Regions from separate parts of the Homo sapiens genome. Here region 1 is linked to region 2. The links are chromatin loops, found by intact Hi-C in ENCODE. Cell type or tissue: HCT116. All regions are shown on one strand. Each heading gives the region's core, and the rest is flanking DNA. Links, peaks and the distances in the headings are about the cores only.

What was found. A loop is a pair of places that touch in the nucleus more often than their neighbours do. Peaks named below come from ENCODE experiments on the same cell type or tissue, not always from the same donor. Only the 100,000 strongest peaks of a DNase experiment are listed, where the experiment ranks them.
Region 1: it touches region 2 in a loop (9-fold over the local background); 5 of 110 quality-filtered maps call a loop at or near these places.

The regions. Positions count from the first base shown.
Region 1 is chr11:130,918,113-130,930,387 of GRCh38, forward strand. No RefSeq gene overlaps it. Among named protein-coding and RNA genes, the nearest start is that of SNX19, 7.8 kb to the left of the region's middle. In HCT116, for the core only: CTCF peaks have their summits at 2,307 (motif pointing right) and 5,361 (motif pointing right); a DNase peak (open chromatin) is centred at 5,379.
Region 2 is chr11:131,059,373-131,071,647 of GRCh38, forward strand. No RefSeq gene overlaps it. Among named protein-coding and RNA genes, the nearest start is that of SNX19, 150 kb to the left of the region's middle. In HCT116, for the core only: a CTCF peak has its summit at 5,194 (motif pointing right); a DNase peak (open chromatin) is centred at 5,199.

The sequences.
Region 1 (12,275 bases), core at 1,043-9,042, 140 kb before region 2:
TGCCACCTAGTTGGGAGCTAAAACAGAAATGTGAATGATGAAGGGACTACCGACGGTGCTGAAGACTTCCTGTGGCAGTTCAAAGAGAAAGTTTACTTGGCAGCATAATCTGGAGTGTTCAGGGCAGTAAGGAAGTGACCTTGCAAGTGGGCGCTATGCCACCTGACCAGATGGTCTGGAGCATCAAGGTAGCCAAGAGTGCCTTCCTGATTCTGAAGCGGGTTTGATGGACATGCCCGTGCACTTGTCATTTGGACGGGTGTGAGCTCCTGCCTGGGGGTCTGGGCAGACCCTGGTCTCCAAACAGATTAATCACTGGGAGGAGGTGAGAGTCAGGACTGATGTGCCCTGGTGTGTGTATGTGGGGTGGGGAGACTTGGCCACACCACTCACCATCTGGAGACGTCCTTCCTTCTTTCCTTTTCCCTATTTCTCAAAACATTAAAGGCATAGTGCTAGAGTGTTGGAGAAAACAAGACAAATAAGATACAATAATTCTCCTCAAGGGACTCTCAGTCTAGTTAAAGGAGAGACACATAAATATATAAACGTAATGAAACATGATCACGTGTGTAATGTGATGTGTTCTGATGTGTTGTAATAGAAGTGCATACAATAAAATCGAAACACAAAGCGGGTGGTCAGCTGTGGAGGGGGGTGGCTCATAGACAGTTTTCCCTTAAGTTGGGAAATGAAAAAGAATTGAGTGTATTTTAGGAAATGTTGGGTAGCGAGAGCAAGGGGCAAACAGAAGGAAGGTCTTTCAGGCAGAGGCCTGCTCATAAGAAACAGGCAGAGACCATGAGAGCAGGGGGGCCCGTGACATAGGCCCTGCCAGAGCCAGCCCGCACCCCACTTGAATTTTCTCTCAAAATAGAAGACCAGGAGGCTTCCTAAAGAGAAGCTCAGTGATGGGGCAAGTGAGTGAGAAGAGGCGATGGTATGGAATTATTGCTGTGGGATATAGAAAGGGAGCTATCGAAGGTCAGGTAAAAAGATGAAGTGGGGGCTGGGCGCAGTGGCTCATGCCTGTAATCCTAGCACTTTGGGAAGCTGAGGCAGGCAGATCACGAGATCAGGAGTTCAAGACCAGTATGGCTAACATAGTGAAACCCCGTCTTTACTAAAAATACAAAAAAATTAGCCAGGTGTGATGGTGTGCTCCTGTAATCCCAGCTACTCGGAGGGCTGAGGCAGGAGAATCGCGTGAATCCAGGAGGTGGAGATTGCAGTGATCCGAGATTGTGCCATTGCACTCCAGTAGCCCGGGCAACAGTGCGAGACTCCGTCTAAAAAAAAAAAAAAAGAGAGAAGGTGGGGCTGAGGGACCTTTTTGTAGTGGCACCAATACATATGGTTGAGTTATTTTCTCTGGAGGTGTTTAGTATTGTATTAGTCCATTTTCATGCTGCTGATAAAGACACACCGGAGCCTGGGCAATTTACAAAAGAAAGAGGCTTAATTGGACTTGCAGTTCCACATGGCTGGAGAAGACTCACAATTATGGCAGAAGGCAAGGAGGAGCAAGTCACATCTTCCGTGAATGGCAGCAGGCAAAAAGAGAAATGAACTTGTGTGGGAGAACTCTTCTTTATAAAACCATCAGTCTCATGAGACTTCTTCACTATCATGAGAACAATGGGAAAGACTTGCCCCCATGATTGAATTATCCCCTACCGGGTTCCTCCCATGACACATTGGAATTGTGGGAGTTACAATTCACGATGAGATTTGGGTGGAGACACAGAACCAAACCATATCATTCCACCCCTGGCCCCTCCCAAATTTCATATCCTCACATTTCAAAACCAATCATTCCTTCCCAACAGTCCCTCAAAGTCTTAACTCATTTCAGCATTATCTCAGAATTCCACAGTCCAAAGTCTCATCCAAGACAAGGCAAGTCCCTTCTGCCCATGAGCTTCCAAAATCGAAAGCAAGTTAGTTACTTCCTAGATACTATGGGGGTACAGGTATTGGGTAAATACAGCCATTTCAAATGGGATAAATGGCCAAAACAAAGGGGCTGCAGGCCCCATGAAAGTCCGAAATCCAGTGGGGCAGTCAAATCTTAACACTCCAAAATTGATTCAAAAAGTGGGTTCCCATGGTCTTGGGCAGCTCCACTCCTGTGGCTTTGCAGGGTAGAGCCTCTCTCCCAGCTACTTTCACGAGCTGGCATTGAGTGTCTGGCTTTTCAAGGTGAATGGTGCAAGCTGTTGGTCAATCTATCATTCTGCAGTCTGGAGGACAGTGGCCCTCCTCTCACAGATCCACTAGGTGGTGCCCAAGTAGGGACTCTGTGTGGGGGCTTTCACCCCACATTTCCCTTCCTCACTGACCAGCAGAGGTTCTTCATGAGGGCCAAGCTGCTGAAGCAAACTTCTGCCCGGGCATCTAGGCATTTCCATACATCCTTTGAAATCTAGATGGAGTTTTCCAAACCATAGTTCTTGACTTTTGTGCACCCACAGGCTCAACATCATGTGGAAGCTGCCAAGCCTTGAGGCTTGCACCCTCTGAAGCCACAGCCTAAACTCTACGTTGGGCCCTTTCAGCCATGGCTGGAGCAGCTGGGATGCAGGGCACCAAGTCCCTAGACTACACACAGCACCAGGACCCTGGACCCGGCCTATGAAACTCTATTTTCCTTCTAGACCTCTAGGCCTGTGATGGGATGGGCTGCCGCAAAGAAAGATCTCTGACATGCCCTGGAGACATTTTCCACATTGTCTTGGGGATTAACATTCAGCTGCTCGTTTCTTATGCAAATTTCTGCAGCGGGCTTGAATTTCTCCTCAGAAAATGGGATTTTCTTTTCTATTGCATTGTCAGGCTGCACATCTTCCAAACTTTTATGCTATGCTTCCCTTATAAAACTGAATGCTTTTAACAGCACCCAAATCACTTCTTGAACGCTTTGCTACTTAGAAATTTTTTTCTGCCGGATATCCTAAATCATCTCTCTCAAGTTCAAAGTTCCAAAATCTCTAGAACGGGGACAAAATGTCACCAGTCTCTTTACTAAAACTTAACAAGAGTCACCTTTGCTCCAGTTCCCAATAAGTTCCTCATCTCCATCTGAGACCACCTCAGTCTGGATTTCATTGTCCATATCATTGTCAGCATTTTGGCCAAAGCCTTTCTACAAGTCTCTAGGGAGTTCCAAACTTTTCCACATTTCCCTGCCTTCTTCTGAGCCCTCCAAACTGTTCCAGCCTCTGCCAGTTACCCAGTCCCAAAGCTGCTTCCACATTTTCAGGTATCTTTTCTGCAGCCCCACTCTACTGGTAACAATTTACTGTATTAGTTCCTTTTCATGCTGCTAATAAAGACATGCCTGAGACTGGGCAATTTACAGAAGAAAGAGGTTTAATTGGACTTACAGTTCCGTGTGGCTGGGGAAGCCTCACAATCATGGTGGAAGGCAAGGAAGAGCATGTCTTCCATGGATGGCAGCAGGCAAAAAGAGAAATGAACTTGTGGAGGGGAACTCTTCTTTATAAAACCATCAGATCTTGTGAGACTTATTCACTATCATGAGAACAGCATGGAAAAAAACTTACCTCCATGATTCAATTGCCTCCCACTGGGTCCTTCCCACAACATGGGGGAATTCAAGATGAGATTTGGGTGGGGAACCAGCCAAGCCATATCAAGTATCCTCGGTATAAAAGAGAAGCAAGCAGGAGGTATCAAGGTAGATGAAGTGAAAGGAGAAAAGATTAGGACCTTCACATCCTGGGAAGAGAGTGGTTACAGTGGAAAATCATGGAGTCTAGGTATCTGGGAAGGAAAACGAAGCCAGGAGAGAGACAAACAGCTGTGAGGAGAGGATGAGCTGTACTGGGAGCAAGTGAGTAAGAGCCAGAAGAAAAAGACCTGTGGCTCAAGATTGGTCCATCAGAGCCTGTGTTTGTTCTTATGGCTGCTCTACCAAATGACCATCAACTTAGCAGCTTGCAGCAAACATGTTTATTCTCTTACATTTCTGAAAGTCAGGAGTCTAAGATGGATTGAGAGGGCTTGTTCCTGTTGGAGGCTCTAAGGGAAAATCTCTTTTTTGTCCTTTCCAGCTTCTACAGGCTGCCTGTGATCTTTGGCTTATGGCACCACATGCTCCAACCTCTGCTTCTGTGGTCACATCTCTTTCTCCCACCTTGACCCTCCTGCCTTTTTTTTTTTTTTTTGATGGAGTCTCTCTCTGTCACCAGGCTGGAGTGCAGTGGGGCGATCTCGGCTCACTGCAACCTCCACCTCCTGGGTTCAAGTGATTCTCCTGCCTCAGCCTCCCAAGTAGCTGGGATTACAGGCGTGTGCCACCACACCCAGCTAATTTTTGCATTTTTAGTAGAGATGGGGTTTCACCATGTTGGCCAGGATGGTCTGCCTTCTTCTTAAAATGGCCCTGTGATTACTTTGAGCCTCCGCAGTTATCTAGGAGAAACTTCCCATCTCAAGACCCTTAACTTAGTCTTATCTTTTGTTTCTTTTACCAAGTAAAACAACATACCCACAGGTTCTGGGGGTCCAGATGTGAACATATTTTGGTGGAAGGGGGCATTATGTGACCTACTACAGAGGCTACATGCCTAAAGATGAAAATGTTTTTGTGGTAATAAAGTCTGGGTGTGGCCAGATGAGTTTCTGAAATAGGGTCTGGATAACCTAGGGCTAGGGTTGAAGGAGACATTTTGAGTCTATGTTTTGGAGAAGGATGATCTACATGGTCAAGGAAGTCACTAATGTTAGGGTAGAGAGGACTAGGATCTTGGTACAAATGTTCTCAGTAAGTGAGAAGAATGACCAGGAAGTTGGAAGGTGATGTAATACGAGGAGTGATATGGTTTGGCTCTGTGTCCCCACCCAAATCTCATGTAGCACTGTGATCCTGAGTTTTGGAGGTGGGGCCTGGTGGGAGGTGATTGGATCATGGGGGTGGTTTCTAATGAGTTAGCACCGTCACCCTAGCGCTGTTTCGTGATAGAGTTCTCGTGGGATCTGGTTGTTTAAAAGTGTGTAGTGCCTCCCCCTTTACTCTCTCTCTCCTGCTGTCTTATGAAGATATGCTTCCTTCCCCTTTGCCTTCTGCCATGATTTTAAGTTCCCTGAGGCCTCCCCAGCCATGCCGAACTGTGAGTCAATTAAATCTCTTTTCTTCTTAAATTACCCAGTCTAAGGTAGTTCTTTATAGCAATATGAGAACAGAGTAATACAAGGAGTAAAGAAAGTATGGTGATACCAAAAGAAAAGAAGGAAATTGTGTGTAATTTGGGAAAGAATCATCTAAAAGCATCCATGAAGAACTAGGATATTGGCAGGAGCATCTCCACATCCTGCCTTAGGCGCGGTGATGGAGCAAAATAGCCACCAGAGGGCAGCAGAAAGTATGGCATCTTAAGGAGAAACTGCATCTTACTTATTCATTTGTCAGTCCCATGTCTATCCATTCACCCCACGAGGATTAAGCCAGATATTGGGAATTCAAACATGGTCTTTATATAGTTTATCTTCTTAAAGAATTCACAGTCTAATGCAAGAGATGGATATTGACACAATGTAAAAAGTGCTATAATCAAAATATGTCAAAATATGGGAAGGCAGAAAATTAGGAACAGTTGCACAGAAGAGATGACTTTTGAGCTGGCCTTAAAGGGTGGGTTGAATTTCCCATAAAGACAAGAGTAACAGGCCCGGCGCGGTGGCTCACGCCTGTAATCCCAGCACTTTGGGAGGCCGAGGCGGGTGGATCACCAAGTCAAGAGATCGAGACCATCCTGGCCAACATGGTGAAACCCCGTCTCTACTAAAAATACAAAAATTAGCTGGGTGTGGTGGCGCGCCTGTAGTCCCAGCTACTCGGGAAGCTGAGGCAGGAGAATTGCTTGAACCTGGGAGGCAGAAGTTGCAGTGAGCTGAGATCGTGCCACTGCACTCCAGCATAGCGACAGAGTGAGAGTCCGTCTCAAACATAAATAAATAAATAAATAAATAATAAAAAAAGGTTAAAAAAAAAAGACAAGAGTAACAGGTCGTACTAGGAATAAGGGAGACATGAGAAATACTGAGTAAGCTCCCATACTTGTTTGCTACGGCTCAGAACAAACTACTACATGCTGGGTGGTTTAAACAACAGAAATTTATTTCTCACAGTTCTGGAGGCTGGAAGTCTAAGATCAAGGTGTTGGCAGATTTGGTTTCTCCTGAGGCCTCCCTTCTTGCCTAGCAGAAGGCCACCTCTTCAGCGTCTTCCCTCTGTGCACACGCATCCCTGGTGACTCTTCCTCTTCTTATAGGGATACAGTCATATTCGATTAGGGCTCACCCATAAGACCTTATTTAATCCTAATTACCTCTTTACATGCCTATCTCCAAATAGAGCCACATTCTGAGGTATACTGAGGGCTATGGCTTCAACATATGAGTTTTGAAGGGACAGGGTTCAGTTCATACTACCTCTTTTCTATCTGTGGGTTATGTGAATGGTCATATTTTGATTATGAGGATACTAAAAAGGAAGATAATAATCTTGATAGTTCCCAATATTTTTTTTCATTTCATTCAAAAGTGGAAACAGCACTGAACTACAAGTTAAGGAGATCCAGGCTTAACTTCCTCATCTGGCTGCATACAATACTAAATGCTCGAATAGCCCTTCCCTCTGCAGAACAACCAGACACTGAATAGGAAACAGTTATTGATGAGTTAATGGGCTCAAATGAGGACACAAAATAGGTGAGAAGTCCAAGGTACACTATCCCATCCCACTCTAAAAACAAAACTATTAAATAAGAGCAAAACGAAACAGAAAACAACTCTGAGATGAGGATAGAACTGTCAGTGGAGAGCAGATGAAAGGAGCAGGGTGGCCCCAGGGACAGACGTCCTTATCAGATCTGTAATTCAGGTTCTGAGCCTTGTTCCAGCAGGAGGAGGTGAAACTGAGCCCCTGACTCCACTTGGAGCCACAATCCTTGAAGAGGTTTGAAGAAGTTCCAGGTCAGTGGCATTTCCAAGCTTCTGGAAGACACAAAAGAAATCCATTCTGGAAGAAAATATTCTCATGGTAAGACCATGAAATAAGCACACATTTAATATAGAGTACTATGAACTCTAAATCCAAGACCATCAATTATGAGAAGGAAGGCTAACATGAGTGAGAATCAGAAAAAATAAACAACAGATTGAGAACACAAGGACTGTGGATATGAATATTGTCTGCTGCTTAAGATAGAAGATCCATGTATGAGCTCAAAATGAATGAAATACAAGTATGTTCTAACAATAACAGATTGTCAAAGATGCCCATACAGTTTCAAAACATAGCCAAATGAAACTTTTATAAATGAAAAATAGGACTACTGAAATAAAATACTTAATGTATGTGTTAAATAGTTGATTATATATAGCCAAAGAAAAAATTAATGACCTACAGTATTTGTTGAAAGAAATTATTTAGGCTATAGCATAGAGAACTAGGGAACTGAATATATGAAAGAAAAATGAAGAGAAATGAATGCTAAAATAAAAATTCTAATATTTATATGATCAAGAGTTCCAGGAAGATAATAAAGAGAATGGAGGAGGATAAAAATTTATAGAGATTTTGGCAGATAGTGTTCTAAAACTGGATGAAAACGTAGATTCAGGAAGCATCAATAATATAAAGTAGATCAAAAGGCCAAAAGTTTATTGTTTTAAAAGACCAGTAAAAAAGAAAAAAATTTAAGTAAATTGATTGAGAATGAAAAAGAGATAAATAGTAAATAATATGGAGCCTGATAAAGGAGACATAATTATGTATGCAGTAGAATTAAAGGAATAACTTAATGACGGCAAATTTAAACTCTAAAACAAAATGGAAAAAGTTTTAGAAAAATATAAATTACAAAATAATCTAAGAAGAAATAGGATGTTTGAATAAATCTACGCCTATTGAGAAATTAAGTAACATTTTAAGGTTTCTCTCAAAGCAAATACCAGATAATTTTATAGGCCAATTCTCCCAACCTATTCCAAATAGAATAGGTCATTCCAAATTTATATAATCTTATATAAACTCCTTAAGATTTCTTAAAAGTACATACTTTGCAACTCACGAATATAGTGTAACCTTGAAATCAAGACTAGACAAGACAGAGAAAGAAAGAAAATGTATGGGTTAACCTCTCTCATCAACTTTTAAATGTAAACATTTCTTTCTTTTTTCTTTTCTTTTCTTTTTTTCTTTTTTTTTTTGAAACAGAATCTTACTCTGTCACCTAGGCTGTATTGCGGTGGCGCGATCTCAGCTCGCTGCTGCCTCCTCATCCTCCTAGGCTCAAGGGATCCTCCCACCCCAACCTCCTCAGTAGCTGGGGCTACAGGCACAAACCACCATGTCCAGGGACTAATTTTTAAATTTTTTTGTAGAGATGAAGGGGATCTCGCCATGTTGTCCAGGCTGGCCTCAAACTCCTGGCCTCAAACGATTCTCCCACCTCAGCCTCCGGAAGTGCTGGGATTACATGTGTGAGCCACCACATCCAGCTAGATGCGAACATTTCTTAAACAAAATATTAGCCAACTAAATCCAGCAGGGTACTTAGGTGAAACCCCGTCTCTACTAAAAATACAAAAAATTAGCCGGGCGCGGTGGCGGGCGCCTGTAGTCCCAGCTACTCGGGAGGCCGAGGCAGGAGAATGGCGTGAACCCGGGAGGCGGAGCTTGCAGGGAGCCGAGATCGCGCCACTGCACTCCAGCCTGGGAGACAGAACGAGACTCCGTCTCAAAAAAAAAAAAAAAAAAAAAAAAGATAACACAAGGGTGGTTTAACATTAAAAACTCTGTAATTGGCCAGGCATGGTGACTCACTCCGGTAATCCCAGCACTTTAGGAGGCCGAGGCAGGCAGATGGCTTTAGCTCAGGAGTTTGAGACCAGGCTGGGGAACATGGTGAAACCCCGTCTCAACCAAAAATATAAAAATTAGTCAGGTGTGGTGGCTGGTGCCTGTAATCCCAACTGCTTGGGAGGCTGAGGTGGGAGAATGGCTTGAACCCAGGAGGCAGAGGCTGCAGTGAGCCGAGATCACGCCACTGCGCTCCAGCCTGGGCGACAGAGAGAGACTCTCTCAAAAACCACAAAACAAAAAAACTCTGTAATCATCAGCCCCTACATTAAATGAGAAAATCTACACGTTGTCTCAGTAGATGTGGTAGAAACGTTTGACAATATTCAATATTCGTTCATGATTTCAAGTAACAATTATAGGAAGGCATTTCCTTACCTCAAAATATTATTCTGAATGGGAAACATCAGAAGCGTTTCCCCGGTTCAGTTATTTTCTTATATTTAAATATTTTAACAGCTCTATTGAAGTATAATTGACATAAGATAAATTGCAAATACTTAAAGTGCACACTTTGATAAGTTTTGACATAAATATATGCCAATGAAACCATCACCACAATAAAGGTAACTAACACATCCATCATCTTCAACTTTCCTCCTGCTCTCCCAGCATCACCCTGCCCCCTTTCCCAAGCAACCACTGATTTGCTTCCTGTCACTTTAGACTAGTTTGTCTTTTCCAGAATTTTACATAAATGAAATCACATATAATGTACCTTTTCGTGTCTGACTTCTCTCACTCAGCATGCATAATTATTTTGAGGTGCATCCACGTTGTCGTATGAATCAGTAGTTTATATTTTTATAGCTGAGTAGTATTCCATAGTATGGATGTATGATAATGAGTTTATTCTTTACCTGTTGATGAATATTGTCTCACTTTTTTGTTTTTGTTTATTACAAATAAAGCTGGTGTGAGCATTTCTGTGCAAGCCTTTGGAGATGTCCTTTCATTACTCTTGGGAAAATAGAGGTTAAGCATTCCTAACCCAAAAATTCAAAATCTGAAATACTCCCAAATCCAAAACTTTCAAAGCACTGACATGATGCCACAAGTGGAAAATTCCATATGTGACCTCACGTGACAGGTCTTAGTCATAACACAGTCAAAATTTTGTTTTTGTTTATAATTATTGAAAATATTGTGTAAAATTACTTTAGGCTATGTGTATAAGGTGTATATGAAACATAAATGAATTTTGTATTTAGATTTGAGTCCTACTCCAAAGATTTCTTATTATGTATATGCAAATATTCAAACATTCAAAAAAATTCAAAATCCGAAGCACTTCTGGTCTCAAGCATTTTGAATAAGGGATACTTCACCTGTACCTATCAGTAATATGATAGGGTTGTGTGATAGGCATATGTTGAACTATTTAAGAGGCTGATAACCTGTTTTCTAAAGTAATTATACCATTTTATATTCCCTCCAGGAGTATATGAGGGTCCCAGTTACTCCACAGCCTTTCACACACTTGGTATGGGGCTTTTTTTATATGGTCTTTTTTATTTTAAACATTCTAATATGCAATTGTGTTTTTATTTGCATTATTCTAATGAATAACAATGCTGAACATCTTACAATGTGCTTATTGATACCTGTATATATATTTTTGATGAAATGTGTGTTATAATCTTCTGCCTGTTTTTATTGAATTTTTAAAATTACTACTGAGTTGAAAAAGTTCTTTTTATATTATAGATGCAAGTGCTTTACCAGTACCTTCTCCCAGCCTGTGGCTTGCTTTACATTATCTTTTGAAGAACAAAAGTTCTTAATTTTGAAGAAGCCCACTTTTTCACGCCTCTTCCCACACCTCTTTGTCACCAACTTTCCAATCATGGTCCAGCCAAGCCCCTGACCATCTAGCCTCACCATTGGCCACAGCCCATGAGTTGGTATATAATTGCACGACTGGCCACTTTCCTTCTGGGATGGTTAATTTTGGTTGTCAACTTGACTGGATGAAGGACTATGTAGAGAACTGGTAATGCATGATTTCTGGGTGTGTGCATGGTGGTGTTCTCAGAGAAGACTGGCACATGAGTCGATGAGCTGAGTGGGGAAGGTCCTCTCTCGATGTGACTGGTACCATCCAATCAGCTGGGGGCTCCAATAGAACAAATCGGTGGTTTCTTCTCTCTGCTAGAGCTGGGGTGCACTTTTCTTCTCCTGTCCTTGGACATCAGAACTCCAGGCTCTCTGGACTTTGAACTCTAGGACTTACACCAGCACCCCTCACCTCCCAGGTTCTCAGGCCTTCATTCTGTTAGGACTGAGAGTTACACCATGGGCTTTCCTGTGTTCTGAGGTTCTTGGACTTGGATTGAGGCATGCTCTCAGAGTCCCAGGGTCTCCAGCTTGCAGATGAATTCTCATGAAACTTCTCAGTTTCCATAATCACATGAGCCAGTTCCCCAAATAAAGCCCCTCACATATATGGGTATATATGTAATACGTACATATATATGTGTGAATACATATGGATTTTATCCTATTCATGTACAATCATGTCTGGATACTTTCCTTCTGTGATGGTTAATTTTGGGTGTCAACTCTATATATATATCTTGTTGGTTCCGTCTTTCTGGAAAACTCTGATTAATACACCTTCCAAGCAAAATGAACAACTACGTGCACAGCTTGAATTCTGCTCCATGGAAAGATTTCCCCTCACCACTATTTTCAGGGGTGTCTCAGAAACGGGCTCTAGTACTGCAGTTGTCCATTCTGCATGGTGCTTGTGTATCAGGCAGAATCGCCTGTAAACCAAGCCTGAGTTTTCTCTTCCTCCATCAACTGATTATGGGTAACTCCCCATGAGGCCATAAGTACAGGCTGGGAGAGAGAAGGCACTGTGGCAGGAGAGAAACTATAGGCATTTGGGCCACTTCTTCATGTAACTTACTTATACCTTCAACTTCAGGGTCTACTTGGGCCCAATTATGTTTATACCACTTCAATTTGGTAATGGAGTACCACTTTGTACACCCAGCTTTATGGCTTGTTCATCTGCCATAAAGCATAAATACTCAGCTCATAATGGGCAACTCAGATTGCAGGTGAACGTGGCTGAGCATTCAGTCTCTACTAAAAACCTGTTTCAAGCCAAAAACTGTTCCTCAAAAGGAGACTCATGTGCATATGATGGCAGGGCTTTGCTTTAAAATCCCGAGTCTACACTGTGATACACCTTTAATATAAAGTCCTGAGTCAACATTGTGATATGCCAGCCAAACACTCCAGATAACATCTTTGTCTGACATTGACTCCCCAACAACCATTGGATCGGATGGATCACTGGGCCTAACTTGCAGGGCAGCTTTCATGTCAGTTTGGACCTGTCGCAGAGCCTTCTCTTGTTCTAGGCCCCACTAAG
Region 2 (12,275 bases), core at 1,339-9,338:
ATTGGTTTATGAGTCTCCTACACTCTAGTGTGATGTCCCTGAGTTGAGAGATAGTGGATTATTTATCATCCATTTTATTCCCAATATCGAAGTGCTGGAACACAATAGGAGTTTAATAAATGCGTGATGAATGAGTGAATAAATGAATGCCGAGTTTACTGCAGAATATGAATTTTAGGGAGGAAAGAACACAAGCTCTTCTGTCAAATTTTATTATGTCTTAAAATTTTGTGGGTCAGGATTATGGGAAGGCTTCTCCTAGCAATTCTTTTGCTCCATGTGGCGTTAAGTAAAGTCACTCAGCAGTATTTGACTAGTCCGGAAAGTAAAAGATGTCCTCATTCATGACTGGCACCTTGTTAACCATGACTAAAAGGTTAGGCTCGGCTGGGAGTACCCATTGGGGGCTCAACAGAACGGCAGCTCAGGGTAGTCTGATTTCTTGGATGGCTGTTAAGAGCTCTCAGAGATAGTGTTTCAAGAGAGCAAGTAAGAAACTTCAAGGCTCCTTCTGGCCTAGCTTTGGAACATCACTTATACTGCATTTTATAAGTTCCAGCAAGTCACACAGCCAGCCAGTATCCAATGACAGGAGACTACGAGGTCATGAGTAGCAGGTGGCACAGCTCATTGGGAAGCCGACTTTGGACACTAGCTCCCACAACTATAATCAACTATTGTCATGTTTAGCCTATGCTAACTTTCTCTACTATTTTTTTGAATGTGAAAATTTCCAATGTTTCCATCTTGTCTTTGTGAATAAAAAGGAGGAATATGGCTCTATTACTGTACGTTGAGGCAGATGAGCAGCTGAATGAAAATTATATCCATAGGGTGTTTTACATAAGTAGATGTCAAAGTTAAAGGAAGTCTATACAGGCATGATAGAGGGCTTTGTTCTTTAATTGCAACCTTTTCAATGGATAATTTGATAAAGATTCTCAACTGCGGTGGAATCTCTTTTCTAAGGGCATTTTAGAGGTGTGTAGTATGATTTTCCATTGTCACAATGTCAATCAGATGTTGTTCATTAATATTTAATTCCATCCTGCAATATGAGGGACAGTCCCACACAACAAAGAATTTTCCTGTCTAAAATTTCATTAGCACTCTTGTTGAGAAACACTGAATACATAAAGATATGCCTCTCATATTTGCGGATGTCACAACCTATTATAATTATGATATGAGAGAACTGACTCAATAGCTGATTATGTGGAAAAAATAGAGATTTTAGTTGGATGCAAGAGCCAACTTCATGATGTGTCTGCCAAAAATTGCTGCTATCTTAAGCTATATTAATAGAAATTTCAGTCCAGAACACAGAAAGCTATATTAATAGAAATTCCAGTTCACTATATACTGGTCAAAGAGCTCTTGAAGTTTGATGGTCATTTCTGGGCACCTGGTTTTAAAAGTGGCGTAGATAAATCAAAGAATGGCCAAAAGGAGGACAGAAAGTCTGGAAGCCATGCCTTACGAGTGGGGAAACATGAAAGCGATCTTCGAATATTTGAAATGTTGTGTGAAAGAAGGATTGGGCACATCCTTTGAGATTCTAGAAAGCAAAATTAGGTTAAATGAAGAAAGATTTTTTAACCACTGAAACAGTTTTTCAAAAAATGTAGTGTTCTGCCTTGTGTGATAATTATCCCTGCCTTGAAGGGTCCCTGCAGAGAGTGGACAGCCATGGGCCAAGGGGTGGTTTTAAATTAACTGAATATTGTGAAGAGAACACCTATATGAAGTGGTACCCTTCAGTTACTTTTCATTATTGTGATTATTTTATGATTAATGGACTCGTATTTATAAAATACTGTGGACACCACCTCTCCATGCTTCTAAAATAATGCCTCAGTTCTTAATACCTTTCTCTAGCTTCATACCCCTAAAGAAATCCCTTAAGCTAGCTAAGATCTCATTTCTTCAATCACAAAATAAGAAATTATGGTGCTTGACATATTTGTTTAACAGGATAGCTATGATCATCAAATTACCCAATAGTTTTAAGCTGTAAAGTATAAAACAAAGAAATTATTTTTTTTCATCAAAGTTGTGGACTGTCAATATGCATTCCTATAACTGTCTTTTGCCTGAGAGAAATGTTTTAAAATTATTTTTAAAGCCTATTCTAATGACTTGTCATTATTTTCCAGCTTTCTGATAAGGTGTGAAGGTCTCTAATAGCTGTCAACAGTGTGTCACAGGGAGTGATTTAATTAGCACTTACTGTTCTCTTATTGGTTGGCCTTTATTTGGTCCAATACAAAGTCCAACTTTTAAACCAAGGGAGAAGACAAGAAAGGGTGACGCAGAGATAAGCTTTTGCTTAAAAAATGTTTATTTGGGGGAAAATGTTATCATCATGATCTTCCAAAACACATTATATTACTAAATGTGTATTGGCATCTACTCTCTTACTTTAAGATGGTTCCAGTTTTTGAAGTAGCCCAAATCCCCCAGATTGTTACCAGAAATTATCAAAAGGAGAAGAAACACATTCACTTCAGCTGATTTTTGTTGTTGTTTATTGGAGATCCAAGGTAGTCAAATTAGCCTCAAGAAGCCCTTCTGAAGTCTAAGAAGGAAAACCAAATTACTGTTCATTTAATGTTTAATTAAATTTATTATAGCTAGTAGGCTGGTTTTAGGCTGTTTATGGTACACTAATGTTAGAATTTTATGCATTCTATGTACACTTGATAGCACATTGGGGTCTCTCGGTATAATCAACATGTACAATATACTCATGCCCATTTTATGTGAGTTGGAACACACCTTTACTATTTTAAATGATTATAGAAGTTTATAGTTATATTTCTCCCCTTAAATTGTTAGTGATGTCTATAATTTATTTGATGCCACATTCTTGATATGGAACTCAATTCCGAATTAGCAATCTTCCTACAGGGAAAATTCTACTTGGTTCATAAAATGCATTTTAGTATGAGATTTCTAGGAATGCGGTTACAAAATGAGGCAACCGTCTGCATTTTCACTAGAGGTAAATGGCGGTTTTTTTTTTTTTAACTAAAGATAAAGATGATAGTTCTTCACATGGAACTGCAAATAAGTGAAAGTGAATACTGATTTCTCCTGACGTTGCGAGCGTTGGTCTTCAGTGCCCTTCCATTTAGAGTCATTCCTTCCCTTACCTTCTGCAAGTGTTTCTACATCAAAAAACAGAGCGGAAAGAAATTTTCGAAAACATCTTGTCCTAGTCTGACCCTGCACGTATAAAAATGCTGAGGTCGGGGTGTCACAAGTGACTTGCCTCGACCTGTGGGGCTGGGAAAGGCGGGAGCCAGGCTTGAATTCAGATCTGAATTCAAACCCGGGATGATTTTTCCTATTCACATTTCTCCTTACTATTGTGGTGAAACTTGAGGAAGCAAGCAGGAGACAGCATATGTTATTTGATACTAAGTCCCTGCTATAGAAATGCCCCTCCCTACTCCCGTCCTCCTCTCCAGGTGTTCTGATGATAATCAATAGTGTTCCAGTTATATTGGGCAATGTCTGGGAAGTTCTAAAGCTCTGCCTAGAAAGGGAAAATGCCATTTGAGTTGCCAGAACAAAATAAATTTGATGGACTCCCTTACCTCTAAGGTACGCTCCTTGTGATAATTACCCCTTTATTCTCTCTGACCCTTCTGGGCCCAAGGCCTCCCATGCCCAGATTAAATGGTTACTATATACTTATTTATGTTCCATCAGCCAATATCCTTCAGCAAGAGTAGCTGCAACCTTGATTTGTTTTCTCCTTTTACAGCGATGTTGCTGGAAGAGGTGGATGGGACATTTAATTTGGCATTAAATTCTATGCTGGTGCATTATCCCCTATGGCAAACAAAAGTGGTGTGGAAGGTTTGCATTTATGATTTTGCTCAGTTCAACTCATTTTTATGCCCAGGGAAGGTTTTTGCTCAAGCTTTTCGTGCTTCTATTGCAGTTTTATTTCTGATTTCATAGAGATGATTTCGTAGAGGGAAACAGTCTGCTTTCCCTTTGTATTCAGACTACCATTTTCCATTTGGAAGTGTTGGCAACAACCTTGTTTCTGCGTGTATGTGCAAAAGAAATAGAATGTTTGAATTTTGAGTTCTCTTCTCAAGGGATGTGGTCTGTGTCAGAGGCAGGCACGACAGGGATACCTTGTATCTGTGAGCTTTTGCCATCCAATGTGCCTGGGAGGGAAAGAGATTCCTCTCAGCTCTTCTTTTCCTGTTTCATTCCCTCCTCTGATTTCATAGTGGATGTTGCAGTGGGGGGTCTACCATCAGCAGGATTCACAACCAACTTGTTCTGTGCTTTAGAGTGATCATCTATGGGATGAGGTTGCCTCAAGGCTTTGCTGGATAGCTGCCAGCCCCGAGACCTGCCAACAGTCCCCTTCTTCTCAAGACCTCACAACACTCCAAATTGCTGCTTTCTCTGCAGAGAAATGCTCTTTGCTCTCTATTTCCTCTTACCGTGGCCCTTTGTCCTCAGCACTCGGCCCGAATTCCTTTCTTCACAAACAATAAAAAGGTATGCCCTCAATTTCTTCCTCCCACCCAAGCATTGACCACATTAGCCCTGTAATCTTTTTTTCTTGGCCCTTGTCTACACTTATTTCCCAGCGTGTCCTTGGTTAGGAGCGGTGTGTGTGTGTGTGTGTGTGTGTGTATAAAGTGAACTGCAGAGGAAGAAAACAAAGAAGGTGCAACAGCGAAAGACTGCAGGGGCAAGCAAGGCTTCTGGAGGGAACTTGGGCCTCACTGCCACTCTCTTGCCTCTTCCAGGGTTTCTTGATCACTGATGTTTCCAAGTTGATATTGGCAGTTTTGAAGAAGCCTTTGTTCTTCATGTATGTGAGAGAAAGGGACTAAAAAGGATAGAAAAACCACAATTGAAGCTGCTAATCCTGAACAGAGCCCGAGGCTGTGGAAGACAAAAAGCACCGTGCAAAATAAATTGCAGAAGAGAAACAAGAAAATTCACAACGGTTTCCTATGCCTGGCCTATTTCTACAATTCTTCTGTTAATGAATATTCGTTTTCTACCTGTAGTTCAGCACACTGTTAGAGGAAGAATCAGTCCTCTAACCACACACAGGCTTTCCCATGCCGGAACATTCCAGTCTTGTATCACTGGGACAGAACCCCCAAGAGCCACAGGGCGAGACACCACAAGTGCTTCCAGCGTCGATCGCTAGATGGAGCCCGTGTTATGCACAAATCCAGCCCCAAGGGTCCTGGGGTAGCTGGTGAAGCCATTAGCTGGAGGGCAGCAATTTTAAAGGGTGGTACTTGATTAAGAGAATCCATTTCTCCTACAGTTAGCCCAGAAGCCCAATTGCTCTTGCAGGTGCTTAAAAATTTTCAGTATGTGGATTCACGTTATTCTCTCTCTCTCTCTCTCTCCACCTTGATCAACTATCGCAGGTCTGGATGAGCTCCACTGGCAGCGCTGGTCCCTCCAGGCATCTCGGCAGTAGCTGGAAGCCCCACATTTGGGGTGAGACTCTCTGGCTTCATGAGCTTGCTGCTTCAGTATAATTAGCTGTCTAACTGCTCACCCACACGGAGCCCATATGTGTGTTACTAATTATGATTTATTTAAAAACTCTCTGTTTGCCATTCTTTGTTCTCTATTTCCTCTTTATTGAAGGGCCGAGGGAGGGATTTGATTTGGAAGCTGTTCTGAATGGTAGGTTTTACCTTCCTTTGCATTTTCTGGACTTTTCCTTCTAGTTTCAAAATCTAGGCAGCTTCTGTACCTAACTCTCAGCATGCTGACCTGCTGCTTGCTACCTCTCCCTCCAGCAACAAAATGTACCAGGACAGGTGTGGTCACAGCATTTAGAAGGAAGTAGCTATTACATAAACGGCCGCATCAACATATCTGCTGCTCCCAAGTCTGTATTTCCAACACAGACATTATACCCAAGCTTCAAACCCATATATACCATTGCTTACTGGACATCTTCACCTAATTGTACACAGGCAGTTCCAACTCAGTGTGTGCAAAACTGGACCCCAAGTCTTAGCCCCAAACTTGTTCTCCTGCTGTACCTCATCTTGTCCAGAGTAGAAACCGCAGATCCTCAAGTCCTCCCTCTCTCTCTCCCTCCATCTTTACCTTCATGTTTGATGGATTTCACTCCCTCCCAGCTCTCTTCCTGTCATGCTTTCTGTTTCCAGCGCTGCTGTTTAAACCAAACCCTCCCATTCCTGCCTATAGCGTGGCAAGGGGCTCCACTTATCTTCCTCTGTCCAGTCCTGAAACTCATATTCCATCCACACCATGGCCAAGCTCATCTACCCAGTACACCATAGGCTCAAGTTCTTCACCTGTTTAAAGCCGTCAAAGACCCCTCACAAGCCTTAGCAGACCTTTCCTGAGAGCATGCTGTCCCTGGCAGGACCCTCATCTCTGGAGGCTGCGCCCACCCCACCTGGTCGCTGCAGCTCCCTCAGGTCACGTTGCCATGTGGCTGCAGCCCCGGAAGGGACTTTCTCTCCCTCCTTGCCTGAATGGGCCCTGTTTACTTCACCCCTCAGCTTGAGCCGAGCCCTATCCCCACAGGTCCATGTTATCTCCTCCTTTGTGTCGCTGCAGTCCCAGAGCATGTTTCTGCCAGGACTGTTGTCACAAGTCCTTGCAATTGCCTCTGCTTGCTTGCCTTCCCCTAGAGACCACAAACTCCACGAGGCCCGCACTGTGCCATGTGACCCACAGGTATCTGCACAGAGTACCTAGAACAGCACCTGCTAGTAGCTCCAGAAACACTTAGTGAATGAACAGAAGCCACTACTAGCATTAGCACTGCAGCGGGGTGGTGCTCATCAATGGCCAGCTGGACTGACTGGTGTTTGCATGTTTAATTATGTGTGTGTGTGTGAGAGAGAGAGAGAAAGAGAGAGAGGGGGAGGGAGGGAGAGAGAAACAGAGAGAAGAGAACTATTTCTGGGGCTCACAGCAGGTCCTCACTTCTCTCCCTTTTAGTTAATTATTATCTAAATGAAGACCTGCAGGGCACATGGCATTTTGCTTGAAGCCTGAGGGAGGTTACCTACAAAGTGAAATATTCATAAAGTATACAGATGTCATACACTACAAATTCATGCCTGAAGGTGAGAAGAATATTTGAGAAAGAGACACCAGAGAACGCAAAGGACTGCTAATGAGAGACTTGTGATCAGGAGCCCTGGATTCCAGACAGACCTTAACTAGTCACCCTCCTGGGACAAGGAGGGGCAGAGGAAACAGAGATGCCCCGGAAGGTCCCTTTGAGCTCGGAAGCTGTTGACGTTGAGACTGGAATGTGGGTGCAGTACTTTGCGAGTGTGGCAGATATGGGGAAGTGCTCAAGGCCATGGAACTGGCTGCCCAGCTGAGGGGTGTCCCCTCAGCAGTCAGCCCCTTCAGGGTTTGTCTCAACTGCAGCTCACATCTGGTGACCGAGCTGGGTGGAGGTTCAGAGGTCCAGCCTCCTCAGCTTGACAGGCGACAACGCTGATGGGCAGTGGTTACTCCAGAGCCCCAGCTGGCTGGCTGAGGCTTATTCAGGTCAACTTCACAGTTGAGCTTCTCCCTCTTCACAATGATTTCTCTGCCCTTGTTTCTGGCAGCATTGGTCCCTGATTGTATATTATGTTATGCCCCACTCCATCTCAGCGTCTGGTGTAGACAACTGAACCTCTGAAGGTGCTAACCTACGATAGTACTAAGATATGGCCTGAAATGCGGCTTTGTAGCTGGATCACTTTCTGATTGGCCAGAGGACTCCTTCATCAGATGTAGGTGAGCAATAGTAAGCTTCTAGCACAAAGTGGGGGTCCAGTACTTAAAACTCACTGGTGGTGTACTGGCACGAGGAAAGGCACTAATGGGCATGATATATCAGGCATTTGAAAAATATGGAGAAAATAGTATAAGGAAAACGAGGGTTATTGACGCACTACAGAGTGAAACTAACCAGTGGTGAGTAACAAGCAATTGAAAGCCTGGTGTGAAAGCCAGAGGGTGTCTTTGGTTGCGGACAAAGAAACTCGAACACTCAGGTGGGCTGAGAAAGCTGTGCGCTAAGCCTAGGACATATCAAGCAAAGTCACTGAGCTTCAGTTGCCTGGTTAACCACCCAACAAAGGCAGGTCTGTTATGCAATAGACAAGGTCTTGATAGTAACACTTGGGATCCAGGCTGACTGGTCAGGGGCCTGAAGTGACAGAGATTGAAAGACTGGGGACTAGGAGGTCTAAGGTAGCGGCATGTGGATGGGCATGTTCAAGGCGCCATGTTGAAGATCTTCATGTCATTCCTTAATGACCACCAGATATCATCCTCCAGGGAAAGGACACTCAAAAACCGTCAAAACAAAAGAAGCCAGGGAGTTGACATTAGCCATTAGTGTCTGAATGACATGGCCATGGTGGCAGAGGTGGAGGTCCTGCCTGGGTCCAACAACATGGGCTCTCACTCACCGGGACCGACTTCTGCTACTGCTATGTTCAACCTGCCAGCAACAGAGACTAATGCGGAGACTCCAAAATGGCATGATACCTCAAGGAGACCAACTGGACACTTGAAGGCAAGTTGGCTACATTAGGCCCTTTCCTTCCTGACAGAGCCCAGGTTTTATTTCCAGAGAAGTAGACACACATTTTAGACATGGGTTTGCCTTTCTGACTCTCAGGTCTCAGCCAGCAGTGCTATTACAGAGCATATGGAGGGTTTAATTTGCTAATTCTGAATCCCACATATCATTGTGCCAGAGCAGGGAGCCCAGTTTAAAGTAATGGAGGTATGGGAGTGGTGCCATGACCATGGGATCCATCAGACGCAGCTCACGCCACACTACCCAGGTTCTGCTGAACTCATAGGGCACTGGGGCTTGCTAACAGCATCAATAGATCACGAGTTTGGGGGCAATATCATGCAAGGATGGGGTGCTGTCCTCAAAGACGCAGTACACTCACTGAACTGAAAACCTTTACATGGAACTTTATCCTCAATAGAAGACAAACACATGAGTCCAGGAACCAAGGGTATGAAGCAGGGATGATCCCACTAGGACATCCCTAATGGCCCTCTGGGGAATACAGCACAACTCTGGGCCCTGCAGAGTTAGAGCTCCTGGTCCCTCTAAAGGTTACACTCACCAGGGAACACAGCCAGATTTCCACGGAAGTATAAGCCATGGCTGTTGGCATTTTGGGAATGTTGTGTTTTTGGATCAACGGACAAGAAGAGGAGTCACAGCTTGGCATCATCAGGAGTGGGTAGAGCTGTCTAACCCAATGGGGTCAGGGAACAATGCCAGTGGGCGTTTCTTGGTACTGCCTTGTCTAACTGTGACTGTAAATGGACAGGCCCAGCACCCCAGCCCCAGGAATGACATGGTGAGCAGAGGCCCAGGCCCCTCCTCTTGGATTAGAGTCAGTTTGCTAGATAAGCCATTGTGGCCAGCAGAGAGGTGCTAGCTGAGGGTAAGGGTGACCTAGACATGGTTGTGAAGGGTGGAGACGAACAGCATCAATTACAGCTCCAGGACTAACAGGCTGTGGCTTGTCCCAGCAGCTTCCCTGTCCTAAGTTTCCCCTCTGGAACGATGACCCACCAAAATTCTGGAGGGGTTACTCCCCGAACGTACGTGGAGAAATGGATCCAAGTGGCAAAGGGGTAGACTGTGGAAGACTTGGGGGTGTGTCACTCGGATCCCCTCAGGGATCCTGCCCAGATGTGGTGCACGCATCTTCCCATTCTCAGGTCCTCAGCATCTACCTCTGTGGAAGGAATGGCCTCATCTGAGGTGACGTCGTCCTTTTGGAGACAGCCTATGTTTGGTGGCTGGGCAAAGTGAGCATATAAGTGCCTTATATTGGCCATTGTGCCCAACATGAGGAAACTTTGTCAGACACTACTCGCTGAGAATTCCCTGCCACATGGCACTCCTCTTCCCCCTGCCCAGGCCTGCCTGCTCCCCTTTCTCTCCTAATTGTTGATTCCTAATGGACACCTTGCATACCGTGCTCTCCTCACAGTCTGCATCCACACAACTCAACCTACAGCACTGTCCACTAGCAAGAACCTTTCTGCCTCTGGCTAAGACAGATTATTATTATTTTTAAAGTTCAATAGCTTTAAGATTACAAATTATTTTTGGTAACCTGGATGAATTGTATAGTGGTGAATTCTGGGATTTTAGTGTACCCATCACCTGAGTAGTGTATATTGTACCTAACAGGTAGTTTTTCATCCCTCACCCCTCTTCACCCCCTCCCCTTGTGAGTATCCAATGTCTATCATACCACTCTGTATGCCTTTGCATACTCATAGCTTAGCTCCCACTTATAAGTAAGAACATGTGGTATTTAGCTTCCCATTCCTAAGTTACTTCACTTAGAATAATGGCCGCCAGTTCCATCCAAGTTGCTGCAAAAGAGTTATTTCTTTTTTTATGGCTGAGTAGTATTCCATGATGCACACACGTGTGTGCACACACGTGTGTACACACACACACACACACACCATGTTCTTTATTCTCTCATCAGTTGATGGGCACTTAGGTTGATTCCATATCATTGCAATTGTGAATTGTCCTACAATAAGCAATGACTTCTTTTCTTTTAAGTAGGTACCTAGTAGTGAAATTTCTAGATAGAATGATAGATCTATTGTTAGTTCTTTGAGAAATCAAGATTCTTCTTGGTTCTTATGTTGAGAGCCTATTGGTCAGTGCTGAGGTTGTGGAGTTGAAGGCAGCCTAAATTCTCCTTGGTAGACCTCTTCTCTAGCTCCTGCTTAGTTCTGAAGCACAATGCATAGAGGGCCAGTGTGGAAGGCATTCTATCTTTAGTTTCAGAGTGAAAATCTCCTATTAATCTTGACCGCACATCTGCTTCTTGGCTACGAATCCATTTCTTCTCATACATTCACTATGGTCCTTTCAGGGAATTGAAATTCAATTTAGTGAAGGAAGCTTTGATCTAGTGTTCCCGTGATTGGAGAGAAATAGGAGAAAAATCTCTGTTCAAGACCAGGTATATAACAGCTTTGCAACTTGGTTGGCAGAAAAGGGTGAATCAGGATAAATGTACATGTTTGAAAATAACAGCTCTCAGAGAACAACAGCAATAGTAATAGCCGACCCAGCGAATGTGATGTCCAGATCCATTTGGCCACTCTGTCGCCCCCTCCCTGCAGCCTTAGCCACTTTCCCCAGGAAGCTCCCTGGGGCTGGGTCTTACTGAGCAGACATGTAAGGGCCCTGGCTTCTCAGAGAAGCATGGTCACAGTACTCAGAAGGACCAAGAAGTAGGGCTCTGTGAGGTGAACTATGACCATTAGAAATGGGAGATGCAAAGGAGGCAGGAGATATACTGCCGTCTTTTCCTTCCTAAGGGATTGTTCTTAGATGCAGTAGTTCTGTGTGGCCTCTCTGGAGAGGACTTGTGGAATGAACAACCAGCAGAGTTTTCTTGTGAAGCTGTGGCCATCCCATTATCACGTGATTTTGGACCTTTCTCTCCCTCCTTGTTTCCCTTCCTTTCCACCTCATTCTTGTTTCCTGGGATTTCACCTACCTCCTTCCCCTTATTAAGGGTTATCACATGAGCTCTGCCTCAGTTTTCCAGGGAACCTAGGCTAAGGAAGTAAGAATACTGAGTTTTGCTAAGTGCCAGGCATCCTTCTTAGTGTGATATGGGTATTAAATCATTTATTCTCCATAGTAACACCACGAAGTAGGTAGTATTATTATCTCCACCTTACAGATGAAGAAAGTGAAACCCAGACAATGTAGATGACTTGCCCGAGGTCACTATGCTAGGAAGTCTTAGACCCAAAAGCCAGATCAGATATTCTGGCTCCTGAATCTGTGCTCCTGCCTCCTGAAGAATGGCCATTGTCAGAGCATTCGCTAAAATTTCCACGTTTCCAGCACCATGTGGACTGGCAGCTGAGAGAACTTTGCTAATGAATAAAGGAGAAGGGTTACTCCTTTGTGAAATGAGACTCTTAACACCCTCTGCCATAAAAGACCACCATTTGTTGAGTATCCATTGTTGCAGAATGGATTCTGAAAATGAATCTATTCATAGATTTTTTTTTTGTTTTTATAGTTTGATTGTTGACTGTCAGTTCTGACTGTTGACGAAGGCTCCCAGAGAGCATGGGCCTTTCTCTTTCCTATCTTAAACACACAACATTACACCAGATGTTGATAAGCTCTATGATCTACTAATGTTCTAGCTCAAAACATCAAGAAGAAGCTTGTGGCTGGGTGTGTG